Regions from separate parts of the Homo sapiens genome. Here region 2 is linked to region 1. Evidence: read pairs that join two places in POLR2A ChIA-PET (ENCODE). Cell type or tissue: IMR-90. All regions are shown on one strand.

What was found. Peaks named below come from ENCODE experiments on the same cell type or tissue, not always from the same donor. Only the 100,000 strongest peaks of a DNase experiment are listed, where the experiment ranks them.
Region 2: POLR2A ChIA-PET joins it to region 1 with 15 read pairs; 4 of 35 experiments call an interaction of 5 or more read pairs at or near these places.

Annotation. Positions count from the first base shown.
Region 1 is chr6:149,192,499-149,200,498 of GRCh38, reverse strand. No RefSeq gene overlaps it. Among named protein-coding and RNA genes, the nearest start is that of TAB2-AS1, 61 kb to the left of the region's middle. In IMR-90, no CTCF peak of the experiment used is centred here; no DNase peak of the experiment used is centred here; H3K27me3 peaks cover 1,302 bases.
Region 2 is chr6:149,449,917-149,457,916 of GRCh38, reverse strand. It overlaps ZC3H12D (zinc finger CCCH-type containing 12D), which reads left to right. Exons shown (of 6, transcript NM_207360.3): 4 at 1,017-1,251; 5 at 5,195-5,301; 6 at 6,438-8,000. The coding sequence ends at 7,234. Among named protein-coding and RNA genes, the nearest start is that of ZC3H12D, 31 kb to the left of the region's middle. RefSeq lists enhancers at 5,647-6,198, 6,199-6,750. In IMR-90, no CTCF peak of the experiment used is centred here; DNase peaks (open chromatin) are centred at 276 and 3,296; H3K27me3 peaks cover 1,673 bases.

The DNA.
Region 1 (8,000 bases):
ACCTTTTTGGATTGTTTAAAGAGATAGCAATCTGGCTTCCCAAGTCAGACTTACAGCAGGCTGGCTTCCTGGGTTGTTTATTGGAGATAAGGGGTTTGATTTCCTGAGCAGGTTGTGGGTTAGAGACCTGTTTTTATATACAGTCTGGCTGTTGTCTGATGATACATTCAGTCTCTCAACAGTAACCCCAAACAAGGAGAATGGCAGGTGGGAAGAGGAGCTTATGAGTTAAGCCATGTCATTTCTTTAGGAAGACACTGTAACTGCGAGTTCATGATATGGATAAAAATTGAAATTGATATTTCTTTGTGCTTTATAACTCTCATGAGTATTTGATTTACTCAGCCACGTGGCTTCTAGATCTACATTCTCCCATGCTTCTCTCAGGAGGGACCTAGCACCCTGCCGAATGGGAAGAAAGGGTGCTCCTCCACCCTGCCTCAGCTTGTGGGCTCCAGAGATCCCTTCCTTGGAGACAAGGGCAACCTTGGTTTGGAAAGAATGGAGAAACAGAAATCTTATCTTTTAAAATAACTTTAATTTGGATTAAAATATCCTAGTATCTAACATAGAATGAGAGTTTGACTCTGGATGTCAGTACTTGATCAGATGCTGTCTCAGTGTGCTGAGGCTACCTTCACAAAATACCCAGACTGGGTGGCTGAAACAATAGACATTTATTTTCTCATAGTTCTGGGGGCTGAAAGTCCAAGATTAAGGTGCCAGTAAATTTGGTTTCATTCTGAGGCCTCTTCTCTTGGCTTATAGGTGGCCACCACATAGCTGTGTGCTGACATGGTGTTTCCTCCATGCATGCTCTGAGAGAGAGCAAAAGGGAAAAAAGAGAGAGAGAGAGAGCTGTGTGGTGTCTCTATTTATAAGGACACTAATCCTATCGAATTAGGGCCCCACCCTTATGACCTCATTTAAGCTTAAATATTTTTCTTAAAGGCTCGATTTCCAAATATAGTCACACTGGGAGTTAGGGCTTGAACAAATGAATTTTGCGGGGACACAATATTCAGTCCATAACAGATGCAGAGGGCAGACACATTCTGCTGGAAGGTGACATTCTATCTGCCTGTAGGTATGTAGTGAAAGCCAATGAGATGACCACTCAGTTGTTCTTAGCTGATTAATAATTTCTACTGCCCTACAAATAAGAACATAGAAAAATCAAATTATAGAGTTTTAAGATTTAATATGTTTTTGATTATGGAACAAGAATCTTCACCTAAGATAAGATGTAGATTGATGAAATAATCATTATCTGATCAAATCACAAGAAGTTTTAAAGTGTAACGGTGTTTAAGAAGTGCTTTTTTTTCTGAGATAGGATTTTCAGATAAAAAGATACATAAGTCAATATAAATATGGCCTTTTAAGGATACCATAGATCCTTAAAGAGAGATGGATTTTTATTAAATACTTCCTATCTCATATTACTCCTTGGCTAGTAAACCTTCCATTGTTTTCCAACCTTGACAGATCGAAGTTCAAACTGTCTAACCCCAGCCTATCTTCCTAAAATTCTCTCCTAGTTTTTCTTTTCATGTTTTTTGAAATGGAACTTCACTCTCGTTGCCCAGGCTGGAGTGCAATGTTGTGATCTCTGCTCACTGCAATCTCTGCCTCCTGGTTTCAAGTGATTTTCCTGCCTCAGCCTCTCAAGTAGCTGGGATCACAGCTGTGTGCCGCCATGCCCGGCTGATTTTTTGTGTTGTTAGTTGAGATAGGGTTTCACCATGTTGGCCAGGCTGGTCTCAAACTCCTGGCCTCAGGTGATCTGCCCTGCTTTGGCCTCCCAAAGTGCTGGGATTACAGGCATATGCCACCACGCCCGGCCTCTCCTAGTTTTTCTATGCTAGTAATAGTAGTAATAAAAGTCATTACTTACTGAACACTCACTGTGTGCTAAGCCCTATGCTAAATGCTTTACATGCATTGTTGTTAGTTATCATAAGCATATGAAGTAGCTACTAATATCTCCCTTTTGACAGAGGAGGTTAAGTAACTTGCCTAAAGGCCGCAGAGTTATTCACCCAGGATTCTCACTCAGGAAGTGGAACTCTTCTCCAGGACCATCTGACTCTACAGCTCTTAACCACTGTATAACTAAACTGTTCCCCACCTGCAGGCATGGTTTTTTGAAAATATTCCTTTCCTGCTCTTGCTGTCTTTAAGGTTGTTATGTCTAGTACTGTAGGCCCCCCAAAAGAATATGCCCTTAAAATGATGAGCCAAGTTCATAAAATAAAATGTCTTGAAATGAAGTAGACTTTTTAAGCAAGACAGCAAACCCAGAAGTCATAAAGGAAAGGAGAGACATATTTGATTATATACATTGTTAAAAAATTGTTTGTCTTTTGTCATTCAAAAGACAAATAGTAGACCGAAAAAAAAAAATTGGTATATATACTCAAAAGGGATCACCTCAGATTTTTGGAGTTTTCTTTCTGTGCTGCTCTCTCCTTTCCCGTATTCTGCCCTGTGAACTCTAGCTGCCTTGATCTCCCCAGAATATCAACTTCATCTCCTTAACTTAAGGAATCTGCTGGGCTCTACCTAGATTACCACTCCCTCTGTCATGGTCTGGAAATACAAGGTTATATGCTGGAGCAATCATAGGACTCACCTTACTCACTTATTTTTTTCCTTTTTTCTTAGGAATTATTTTTCTTCATTGCCTGATATCCATTTTCTTGAAAACTGTTGTTTTATATATTTTGTCTAGTTTTTTAGTTGTTTCAGGTGGGAAGGAAAATTATGTTTCCCTATCTTGACCAAAAGAGGGAGACTCTAAATGGACTTCTTAATTATATTTAGTCTACCAATCCATGAACATGGTATAAGTCTTCATTTATGTACAGCTTGTTTAATTTTTCTTAGCAAATATTCTTTAGTTTTCAGTGTAGAGGACTTCTAGCTATTGTTTTAGATTTATTCCTAGGTATTTGATTTTTTAAAATGTCTTTCTGGTACCCTTTATTGTTTCTAGCAGATCTATGCTTCCATCTGGTATCAATTCCATTGGACCTGAAAAACTTTTTAACATTTCTTGTTGTGCTGGCTTGCTGGACATGAATTAAGTCAACTTTTATTGATCTGCAAATGTTTGTCTTTTAAAAAACTATGATTTTGTAGCTTATCCTGCTTGTTCTCCTTGTTAGGGTCTCTATAACGTTTAAAAATATTTTAAAGCAACTTATTCTAAAACAAAATCTCACGTGGAATCACATAAAACAGACAAAACCTGAATACGCTGGTTAAGACATATTTGAGTAGGGGCTGCCAGATGGGGAGGACAATGTTCTACAGGTGCTCTCATTACTCTTTGCAATGTCTACTTGGAGAAATTTTTGAGTTGTTTGAAAATTTCTGGTTTGATTATCAAGTGTAAATCTCTTGTTTGGGGGCCCTTGTCTTCACTGAATGGTTTGACTTTCTCAATATTTTCAATGTCCAATAGTCTCTTTTCTTTTTACATGCCTCAGCTTTTGTTGTTCCTTCTACATGAGATGCTTGCCTGTGTCTCAATTTAAATCGCTTACTCTGGAGGGTCCAGCTCACCCTTAAGAATTTCTGCATCCTCAAAATGGTTATGGCCATTACTATTTGGGCAATAGAGTTTAGACATAATCTGCTGTGGTACATCTTCTCCTGGTTTGGTTAGGGTTACTTTTACCTTGCTAGCTGGACACGCTTCCTTCCAGATAAGGACTATGTTAGAACTTTTCTTATGTCTTATTTGAGGCTGGGAGAGTTAGGTGAGCTATGAATATTTGCTGCTATCACCACTCTGGAAGCATAAAAACTGTCTTTTGGTTGATGACTCTATGTGAGCCAAGGTTGTTCGTGTTCATGGATTAGCATCTTTGTCTTGAAGCCCGCATGACTTACACTTAAAATGAGCCGATTTGGGATCCCTGTCAGCTCTTCTGAGCCAGGTGCCTGTCTGTGTTTCCACAGCTATCCCACGGGCTACTGGCTCCATGTGTCTTTTTAGTTAATAGTGATGCCTGAATACTCACCATACAGACATTTCAACTGTCCTGCTTCTTCCGTCCTTCATCCCCTGAGCTGGTCAGGTGCAGCCATGCTAGCCTGTGCTCCATCAAGCCTTGCCTCAGTGGGGTAGACTGGCTGTGTTCCAGAACCACACTTCAGTAGGATTAATGTGACTGTAAGAGGCGCCAACTGAGAGTGTGTCTTTTCCCTGATATGGACCGAGCTGTCAGCAACACAACTGGCCAATTGCAAGGTGGCACCCAGAATATCTAGGCAGGCTCTCAACATGTAATTGTGAGGATTTGGAATTAGTATGTTACTCTTGATTCAGCCTGATTGCTTTTCCCAGAAACAGCTATTTCCAGGCAGACCAGACTCAAAGAGATTTCTAGGAGATGTTTTGTCTTCATCCCCAGGGAAACTGGGGCAGTTTTACCTTTCCCTTCTTTGGGGTAACTCAGCCAGCCTTTTCCTCAAGTATTTTCTTTTTGAATCTTGGGGATGGTTATGGTGATAACAGTACCTACCTTGTAGCATTGTTAAGAAGATTTAAGAAGGTACAAGCTTCTCTAAATTTTATGGACATTCTTCAGTATGCATGTTTTCAAGGCCTTTTCTGCACATTATGCATATTATTTGTGCATGTTTTATAAACTTTCTTCAAGCCCTTTTATGAGGAGCTTGAGGCCAAAGCAACAAAGAAAACACATAAACACCAAAAAGCTTGTTTTCTTTAAAAGGTCCAGACTTTAGAGAGTCCAGCTCCAAGTTTTAAGACCACAGACTGAATTCTCATTATGGCATTCAGATCAAATCAATGGCATATCTAGAGTTGGAGTACACAGGCCCTGAAATTGCAAGGATTTGAAAGCTACGTATTGAGAGACCCAAAATGTGTATGGATGCTTCTAACTGAGGGGCAGTTTTCATTATATTTCCAGGGGTGCACTCAACTACAGTTTTCGTTCATCAGATTTACATATCTTCCTCAAAAAAACAAACTTCCACTGTGTCTTTTAGTAGTAGCCAAGCCTGTGCCTTCATTCTGCTTTCATTAAATCATTTGCTCAGTTGGCGTTCTGTAGCTCTGAGCTTTACACTGATAAAAGCTGAAACTGAAAACCTACTCGGTAATCAGGTGGTAGACTGGGACTGTATTAACAACTCAAAATGAAATGTGCTTGGGGGTTTTATAGCTTTAAGTCCAGCTTTAAGTTTTCATGAACTGGGTGAATCCTGCTTTCTGGTAATGGGTACAGGCACAGGTGGTCAAATGACTATGAGAATCGCCAGGAAGTTTACAGCAGGACAGGGCATTCTCTCCCCTGCTTTGCAAAGGGGGTTATTGTTGTTAAAATTCCTTGGGACTTGGATTGCACCATTTGAGTACTTTATCATCTCAGTTCTGAAATGAAATCTCTTGGGGAGCGGAAGGACTGAAACCTTGGCTGGCAGCAGTGATGAAGGAAACGGGCCCTCTTACCAGCTCGATGGGTGAGGGGATTTACTGCTGGTGTAGATAAGATTCGATGTAGTTAGACATTGTCAACACATCCTGGTGTAAATGCAGTGCCCTTCCTTGACTTTCCCAAGGGAAAAACAGAGCTCATGACACTGACTTTCATTTCTCAACAACAGTATTGAAAACATCTTCCTTGTAAAGGCAGCTGAGACACTGGTCTTTAAAGGTCTTCATTGCTGGGCAGACTTAAGAATGTAATCTGATGTGCAGTGTTATCATGTATATGTGGACATGTTTACAAGTGCATGTATTATTTTATTTTAATTTTAATTTTTATCATTTCTTTTGAGATGGAGTTTTGATCTTGTCACCCAGGCTGGAGTGCAGTGGCATGATCTTGGCTTGCTGCAACCTCCACCTCCTGGGTTCAAGTGATTCTCCTGCCTCAGCCTCCTGAGTAGCTGGGATTTCAGGTGCCCGCCACCACGCCTGGCTAATTTTTTGTATTTTTAGTTGAAATGGGATTTCACCATATTGGCCAGCCTGGTCTTCAACTCCCGACCTCAGGTGATCGGCCTGCCTTGCCTCCCAAAGTGCTGGGATTACAGGTATGAGCACCCGGCCACCTGTATTATTTTAAGTGTAATTTTGCACACAGAGCAAACGGGGCATATCTGCAGGAAATAAGTATTTACTATTTGATGGTATTGGTATCAGCTTAGATTATAATGACAGTGGCTCCAGGATCTCGCAAAGGAAGGAATGAACTAAGCTCCACGGTAGCCATTTTTGTGCTTGGCTTTGAGTTGGTTATTTATTCACTTGATGATCATTCTTTCATTCAACACTTTGCACAAGCATTGTTTGTGCAGGCTGGGTACTGAAGACATACCTTGAAAAGCACAGATTGTCCCATTAAGAGATTATAGCAGTATGAGAGAGACAAAATGAACAGGTATTTGCTACATAGCAGGAAAGGGGGGAGGTGAACACATCGGAGGGTCTGAGTCTCAGGGCAGAGAGCCTAGGAAGAAGAAAGAGTCCTGCAAGAAATGACCACAGCTTTATATTACAAAATTTGGTGGCACAAGGCTAACTCACTGTCCATCTTTCATTCCATTTTTTTTAATTTCCCTATTTTTTATGTTCATTCTTCTGCATGAACTTTGTATTATTTTTAATCAAATTCCAATTTAGACTACATCAAACTTATAGACTCATTTAGGGAAAATCACTCTCACTTTATCAGGATTGAATTTTCTTATATAAGAAAAAAATGTACTTTTCTCTGTTTCTTTCTTATCTTTTAAAATGACTTTTAGTAGAGTTTTATCAATATATGTTGCACACTTGTCTTTTGTTAAGGTTATTCCTAGGTATATTCCCTATTTTTTTTTGTTTTTGTGATTGGCTTTTTTTCCTCATTATTATTATTATTATTATTTTATTTTTTTGAGATGGAGTCTCACTCTGTCGCCCAGGCTGGAGCACAAAGGCATGGTCTCAGCTCACTGCGACCTCTGCCTCCCGGGTTCAAGCGATTCTCCTGTCTCAGCCTCCCAAGTAGCTGGGATAACAGGAGCCCGCCACTACGCCCAGCTAATTTTTTGTGTTTTTAGTAGAGACGGGGTTTCACCATGTTGGCCAGGCTGGTCTCGAACTCCTGATCTCGTGATTCATCTGCCTCAGCCTCCCAATGTGCTGGGATTACAGGCATGAGCCACCACACCTGGCCTTTCCATTACATTTTATAACTGATCAATTGGAAATAAAAGAGCTAGTGACATTGGATATTTATTTTTTACCTGGGCATAGAACGATCCCACCAGACACAGGTAATTCCCCTCTTATTTACTCGTTGCCTTAGGTCAAGTTCCCTGGGAAACAGACTTGAAGTTGGAGGTCTGTGTGCAGAAGCTTTATGGGAGTGTTCCCTCAAGAAAACAGCCATGAGTGGCTGGGTGCGGTGCTTATGCCTGTAATCTCAGCACTTTGGGAGGCTGAGGCATGTGGATCACCTGAGCTCAGGAGTGTGAGACTAGCCTGGGCAACATGGGGAAACCCTGTCTCTACAAAAAACATAAAATTAGCCAGGCATGGTGGCATGCGCCTGTAGTCCCATCCACTCAGAAGGCTGAGGTGGGAGGATTGCTTGAGCCTAGGAGGCAGTGGTTGCAGTAAGCTGAGATTGCACCACTGCTCTCCAGCCTGGGAGAAGATAGACATTGTCAAAAAAAAAAAAAAAAAAAAAAAAAGAAAAGAATGAGGGGTGAGGGAGGGAGAGGGAAGCAGGATTGGGAGAGGGAGAAATGAACCGCAGCAAATTTGCAACAGGGACCTCAGCTGCTCCCACAGGGAGCTCCAGAGCTGAGATGGTCCTTCTGAGTTGTCCTGAATTAGGGTAAGGAGGCAAGGCCTTTGTACCCCCACATTAACCCCTCACTGGAGGTGGGTTACCATGGAGGAGGGGATGTAAACTTGGGCCAGGCAGTTCCCTTTAACAGGGAGCAAATTTAGCAGCCATCGGAAG
Region 2 (8,000 bases), 260 kb before region 1:
TGGCGTCTTTATTTTTGTTCTTTGTACCATAGCTGCATTATGCACGTTTTAAAAATCAGCCAACAGTGTCATATGGGAAAGGACTTAAACTTGAGGGACCTGAGTAATTATTATGTGTCAAACGGATTTTTTTTTTCCTGCATGTCTCCAAAGGCAAAATCCAGATCAAACAGCTGACCCTCCTGGGATGCAGATTTTAGCCTCTGATAAGAAAGGCCTTGTAATGTTTGTACCATCTGGTGCATGTTTACCTCTTGACTAGTTTTTGCAAGAACTCGCACTCACTTGAGCTCAGTCCACTCACAGACACTCTGAGACAGGAAGAGGAGGCGTTGCTATCTTCATTTTATAAATATAAAACTGGATGGACATTCAACCGGGGTGAAGTACCCAGGAACTGGAGCCCGGCCCAGACTCCAGGCTGGATTCCTAGTCCTGGATGCTTTCTATGATGTTCTTGAGTCCCTGTATCTGTCAGTGATGGGGTGCTCCATCCCAAAGGTGTCCCAGGCAGGTTCCTGGATGGTGGGAGAAGATGGACCTCTGGCTCCCAGCTAGGGGCCCATGCAGGGCTTTCCAGGTGAATGCCAGGCTCCCCGTCATGCTGAAGGCATCATCAAGGTCCGGGTTAATACAGGAATGTCTTTCTCCAGGAGGCCCCTGTGCCTGCTGCGATAGGGGCATTGTGGCATGGAACCCTCAAAAGGACAAGGGCTGTGGCTGAACCCTTCCTTCTGAAGTGACTCTCCCTTGTAGAGTATCGCTTTCTGGACTCCTGTCATGATGTGGGCAGGACGGAAGCCACGCGCCTGCCTGCTTGACCTGGGGCTTCAGGCAAATTCAGTGAAATTGAGTGAAAGGAGCGAACGCTATGGCGGCAAAAACTGGTGTTTTTTCCCCGCTCCCCTCAAAACCTCATCTGACCGGCCCGGGAAGCGGGTGGCCTCGCGTTGGGGGTGGTTCTCAGGGGCGGTGCCCTTGGGCCCTCACCCGCGTCTCCGTCGCCCCGCCCTCAGAGCAGCACGTGCTGGCGGAGCTGGAGCGGCAGGCGGTGCTGGTGTACACGCCGTCCCGCAAGGTGCACGGCAAGCGCCTGGTCTGCTACGACGACCGCTACATCGTGAAGGTGGCCTACGAGCAGGACGGCGTCATCGTCTCCAACGACAACTACCGGGACCTGCAGAGCGAGAACCCCGAGTGGAAGTGGTTCATCGAGCAGAGGCTGCTCATGTTCTCCTTCGTCAACGACCGGTAGGTCCGGCTGGGGTCCTGACACCCTGGGGGGCGGCGGGGCGGGGGGCCGGGGTCGAGGCAGTGGCCACGCCTGCTACCAGGTGGAGGAGCTTGGGGTCACCCGGTCACCCAGCCCCTCAGACAGAGCTCCCCCAGGTCCGCATTCTCGGCGGGCACGTCCCCAATAGGTGGGCTGCTTTGCTCTGACCTTGCTGTTCCCAGGGCCACATCTGACACACCACAGAGAAGCCCAAGAGGTGGGCCAAGCATGCAAGCATGTGTTTAGGGCACCACTAACTTAAAAAAACAGAATTGCATACTTCAGAATATTGAAATAGTCATCATGGAAAAGATCTGTACTTTGTTGTATTGCTTTTCACTTATTTCAGGTTTTTGTCTTATTTTATTTTATTTTATTTTATTTTATTTTTTGAGATGGAGTCTTGCTCTGTCACCCAGGCTGGAGTGCAGTGGCTCAATCTTGGCTCACTGCAAACTCTGCCTCCCAGGTTCAAGCAATTCTCCTGCCTCAGCCTCCCGAGTAGCTGAGATTATAGGCACGCACCACCATGCCTGGCTAATTTTTTGTATTTTTAGTAGAGATGGAGTTTCACCATGTTAGCCAGATGGTCTCGATCTCCTGACCTTGTGATCTGTCCACCTCGGCTTCCCAAAGTGCTGGGATTACAGGCTTGAGCCACCGTGCCTGGCTGTCTTTTTTTTTTTTTTAAATCAAAATTTTGAATTACATATGGGAGTAGGCAACAGATTTTTTTTTTTCTTTGACAGGGTCTTGCTCTATTGCCCAGGTTGGAGTGCAGTGGCATGATCACAGCTCACTGCAGCCTTGAACACCTGGGCTCAAGCGATCCTCCTGCCTCAGCCTCCCAAAGTGTTGAGATTTTAGGTGTCAGCCACTGAGCCCAGCCCAGAATCTTTTCTTCTGGGCTGTAAATATCTCCCCCTGCCTGGCCCTGACTCTGGGTTGAAATGTTCAAGAGAACCTGGCTGGTTCATGTAGCCCTGAAATAGGCCTCTTGGGTCAGTTCATCCCAGACCAACCGGCTATGGCTGGAGGCAGAGAGGGACACAGGGCCACAGGCACAAACCACTCAGCTAATGGTGAGGGCAGACACTGGCAAGGTGGATGAGGGTCTGGAGACCCGAGCAGCGTGTGACAGAGCACAGCCAGCTGGGCTGTTGCTCCCATTTCCATTTCTGTTCCAGGCAGTGTTAGCTTGGCCCTCATTCTGGGCTCTCTGACTGACTTTTTGGAACGTGGTTTTAGACAAACTCCTCAGCTCTGTGAGGGCCGGGACTGTATCTGTCTTACGTGCGGTGTCTCCAGCACGCCTGGCCCACAGGGGTGCAGTAACTAGTTGTAAAGGAATGACCGAGTGAATGGCTATGGCTGGGGAAGGGTCGATGGGGAAAGAGGTCTGGGCTTAGGCTGCTTGCACACGGCTGAGCAGCTGCTGACTCTGGACCCAGGGACACAGTGTGGTGTTTGAGAAAGGGCTGGGGCTTTGGAGAGGGCAGGTGAGGTTTCCATCTGAGGCCCTGCCACTTACTGGCTGGGAGTCAAGGGGGAACCACTCAACCTCTCTGAGCTGAATGTTCTTCACCTTGAAAAGGGATTAATAATGTCACCTCTGAGATCATTGTGAGGACTAGAGAGAATTGTGCCCCAGAAGTGGTAGCAGCTATTCCCAGGACATGGTGCAGCAGGGGGTACTGTGGTCCCCAAGGCCAACTGCCCCTGCAGCCGTGGAGGTGGAGGGCCAGAGGCATGGCAGCAGCGCCCTGCAGGAGCCCCCATTGTCATTTCCAGCTACAAAAGGCCAGCGGCTCTCACTGTCCGTCTGTAGCCTGGAGGAATCTGGCTAGTCTGGTAACTATGGGCTCCAGAAATCCTCACTGAGCTCTCAGGGACATGGCCATCTCTGGCCTGATGACAGCCTGGGGCGGGAGCCAAGTCCTTTTGACGCACTGGCCTCCGTTAAGGGCCTGCCAGGAGGCAGGACCTGCCGCCCGCTTGTGAGCGAGGGCGCCTGCCCTGGTGCCCCGGGCACGTCCACAGGGCCCTCTTGGCACAGCTCCTGCTCCTGAGAGAGCAGGAGAGGAAGTCTTTGGGAACGTTTAATAACCACAGTGGGCGGTTCCCCAGATTCTTGGTCAAGGCCCAATTCTGAGAAGCCGGCTGTGCAGCTGGGAGCTGAGCTATGGAGGCCACACAGGGCCGGGGATCACCCAGCTCTCTGCAGAGTGGGACTTCAGCATGACTCTGGATTCTTAGGGGGACAGCAACCCATAAAACATCTTCTCCTTGATTTACAATCCCAACCTCTCTACAGAACCTTTGTATGACCTGGAAGTGGCCTTGGGAACAAAAGTATTTATGTAAAAAGTGGACCTCACTCAGCGAGGGGCGTTTTCCTTCTGAGGAATTGGGTTTTCCCTGTTGAACTCTGAGCATGCATTCCCTTCCTCATTAGGGCTCCATGCCAGGGAGGAGAGAAGGGCAGATCAGGGGCAGGGCAGCCAAGGAAACTAAGACCAGACCCTGTGCCCCCAGGGTGCGCAGAGGAGGAGGTTAAGTCTGCGAGGTGGCTGTATGTGCAGGCAGCACCTGGGATCCACTTCCTCACTGATTCAAACTCCCTGTTCCTATTGAATCTCTTCGCCTGGAGGTTCACAGCCCAGAGCTGTGTTTGGCACGGGGTGAAACACAGGAGAAATGGGACCTAAGCCTCAAGGAGCTCATACAACTCTGAAACCTTCTGGAACTGTTTTTTGTTTGTTTGTTTATTTAGAGATGATAGAGTCTAGCTCTGTTGCCCAGGCTGGACTCCTGGACTCCAGGGATCCTCCTTCCTCAGCTTTTCTAGTAGCTGGAACTACAGGGGTATGACACCACTCCTGGCTTTTCTGGAGCTGTTAACCTCATAGAGGTTTCTAACCTTTTGTTGAGGACAGTGGGAAGCCAGAGGAGCCCTTAGAGCAATTATACTTTCATTTTCCTGGATAAAAATCACCTGGGAAGTTCTTTTTTTTTGGAGAAGGAGTCTCACTCTGTCATCCAGGATGGAGTGCAGTAGCATGATCTCGGCTCACTGCAACCTTCGCCTCCCGGGTTCAAGCAATTCTCCTGCCTCAGCCTCCCCAGTAGCTGGGACTACAGGTGCCCGCCACCATGCCCAGCTAATTTTTGTGTATTTTTTAGTAGAGATGAGGTTTCACCGTGTTGCCCAGGTTGGTTGTGAACTCCTGAGCTCAGGCAATCTGCCCACCTCAATCTCCCAGTTGTGCAGATTCCTGAACAACTTCAGATTCTGATGAAGCAGGTCTTGCGCGAAGCTCGGAGGCTGTCATTTTTTTTTTTTTTAGCCAGGATCTCACTCTGTTACCGGGGCTGGAGTGCAGTGGCACAATCATGACTCACTGCAGCCTCCATCTCCCAGGCTCAGCCATCCTCCCATCTCAGCCTCCCGAGTAGCTGGGACTAAAGGCATTCACCACCACATCTGGCTAATTTTCTTTTTTTTTTTTTTTTTTGCTTTCTGTAGAGACAAGGTTTCACTATGTTGTCCAGGCTGGTCTTGAACTCCTGAGCTCAAGGGATCTTTCTGCCTCAGCTTCCCAAAGTGTTGGGATTACCCATGTGAACCACTGCACTCAGATGACTGCATTTTTAAGTTGCTAGGTGATTCTGACACTGCTGGCTTGAACCACAACAGGAGAAACACCCAAAGAGGGCCAGAGCTGTGCTGTGTGCTCTGCATGGGGTTCAGTGTGAAGGGAAGGTTTTGCTTTAAGATGCTGTGACATCCTGCTGGGTGATGGTGGGCCCGGGGCCGAATGCTTCCTGGTGTTCTTGGGGAACTTGGGCCTGCTCCCTTTGTACAGGTGCTGGTGGCAAATCCCAGGTGGTCTTGCAGTTGCCCCTGTGCTTATTTTCCAGGTTCATGCCGCCTGATGACCCCCTGGGCCGCCATGGACCCTCCCTGAGCAACTTCCTGAGCAGGAAGCCGAAGCCCCCAGAGCCATCCTGGCAGCATTGTCCTTATGGTGGGTAGGGCCCAGTGCTTCGCAGGCCCTGTTCAGGGCCTTGTGTGGGGGCAGTACAGGAGCACAGTCAAAAAGCGCTGGCCTGGTGCTCAGCGGCCTGGGCTCTTGCCCAAGTTCTGCCCTCCAGCTGTGCTACCTGGAGAGTTAACTTTCCTGACAGGGTTATTGTAGAACTGACATCCTGGCCGGTGATTTCATGGGAGCCAGGATCCCATGCCAGGGTCGGATGCAGGGGTCATGCACACAGCAAAGCTGTGTCTGAGAAGCCGGGAGCCTGGACACAAACCCAGCTGCGGGTCTCAGTCCCTTCACCTGGCCCCTGGCAGCTTCTGTCCTCACCCTACCCTGCTCTCCACCCCTCCACCCTATGGACTTTGGTCACTGCTATCCATGAAGAGTTAAGAATTTTATCCCAGCACCCTGGGGGATGCCAGCCTTCTAGCCAGCTCTTTCACTGACTTGCTTCGTCAAGTTATTTGATGTTTCCAAGTTCAGTAAAGACTTGGGTGACAGTCAATCATTTCTTGTTAGAATTAGGTGACCATACATACATTCAGGCTGACTCCTCCTTCCCCCTTTCACTCTCAGAAGCCTTGGGTTTGGATAGTAACACTTGACCATTTGTTCACGACTCTGTTAGAACAGCGTGCAGGGTGAGGGCAAGCGTTAGCACAGCGAACACGGAGAACGGTGGGAACTGAGGCGGCACTGCAGGCGCAGTCCTCTGCCCCGAGCACCCACTCCCTACCGCCCGCTCCCTAAGCCTGGCCCTATCCACAGGGTCCCTGGGCAATTGGAGGCTGAAAGTCTTTGAATCCAGAGATTTGGTCTTAGTCCCTGGTCAAAGGGACCTGGGAACGACACTCCTCTGCATACCCTGGGATGAGTGTGCTCAGCGCCCCCTCACCCAGGCCGCCCGCGCCTCCCGGGCACTTCTCCCCACCTCGGCCCCGCGCCCAGATCTTGAGGCGTTTCCAGGGCGCTGAGTCTGAGGAGTCCGCGGCGGCCTGGGGGCCTGCTTGGAGGAATCTCCACGGAGAGGCCGCGGGCCGGCACTCCCCGGATGCACCAGGAACCACCGCCCCTCCGCGCCCCCGGGCCTCACGTCGCGCCCTCTCTGCCCCCGCCCCTTTCAGGCAAGAAATGCACCTATGGCATCAAGTGCAAGTTCTACCACCCGGAGAGGCCGCACCACGCGCAACTGGCGGTGGCCGACGAGCTCCGCGCCAAGACAGGGGCCCGGCCTGGCGCGGGCGCCGAGGAGCAGCGGCCACCGAGAGCCCCGGGCGGCTCCGCAGGAGCCCGGGCGGCCCCCCGGGAACCATTTGCGCACAGCCTCCCGCCGGCGCGGGGGTCCCCGGACCTGGCCGCCCTGCGAGGGAGCTTCTCTCGGCTGGCCTTCAGCGACGACCTGGGGCCCCTGGGGCCGCCTCTCCCGGTCCCCGCCTGCAGCCTCACGCCCCGACTGGGCGGGCCCGACTGGGTGTCCGCGGGCGGCCGGGTGCCAGGCCCGCTCAGCCTCCCTAGCCCGGAGAGCCAGTTCTCCCCGGGCGACCTCCCGCCTCCGCCCGGCCTGCAGCTCCAGCCGCGGGGCGAACACCGCCCTAGGGACCTGCACGGCGACTTGCTTTCCCCGCGCAGGCCACCCGACGACCCGTGGGCCCGTCCACCCCGCTCCGACCGCTTCCCTGGGCGCTCCGTCTGGGCGGAGCCGGCCTGGGGCGACGGCGCCACTGGGGGACTTTCAGTGTACGCGACCGAGGACGACGAGGGGGACGCGCGCGCCCGGGCTCGCATCGCGCTCTACAGCGTCTTCCCGCGTGACCAGGTGGACCGCGTGATGGCCGCGTTCCCGGAGCTCTCAGACCTCGCCAGGCTCATCCTCCTGGTACAGAGATGCCAGAGCGCGGGGGCGCCCCTGGGCAAGCCCTAAGGGACCAACACGCACTTGCAGGGAATGGCCCAGCCTCGCCTTGCGTCTTGGACGGGTGGACCTGTGGTTGCCAGCCTGGACCTGAGTGGGCCCATCATGGTGCCCCCTTTTCTTTAAAGATGGTCAGGGAAGCCTGCTTCCTCCTCCTGAGCGGGGTTGTGGGGGCCTGGTGGCACTTGGTGATCCTCACTGAGGCCGGGGCCTGCTGCGGGGAGGTCCACCCACTTCCGTGGAGGGAATGATTTTCCATGTGCACGGAGACTGCGGGTCCAAGCTGCAGTAGAACCCACAAGTGGGTCACAAAATCAATTTAGTGGGTCACCACCACAAACACAGTGGACTGGGACAGGGCAAAGCGCACCCTGTGCCATCAGGCTGAGTCTGAACTCTTGTTACCTATCCTGTGTCCCCACCCCCTTGGCAGCCATGTAACTAACCTCAATGTGGGTCGTAGTCAGAAGTTTAAAAAAGACTATGAATGCTCTTGAATTTCATTGCTTCAGGTAATGTTTGAAATATGTAGTCAGGTGGCCAGGGGAGGTTTGCTATCTGGAAGTTTTCATGTTAGCTATTGCTAACCCCACCCGCAAGGGCAGCCCAGCCTCCAGGTGTGGGCTCTCCTGTGCTCTGAATTGTGTGGCTGTCCTATGCTGGGGACAAGTGGTAGGAGCGCTTTGTCCCAGGGCCACCTTCTGGGGCCTTCACACACATACCCCCACCACACAAACACACACACACACACACACACACACACACAGTCTATCAT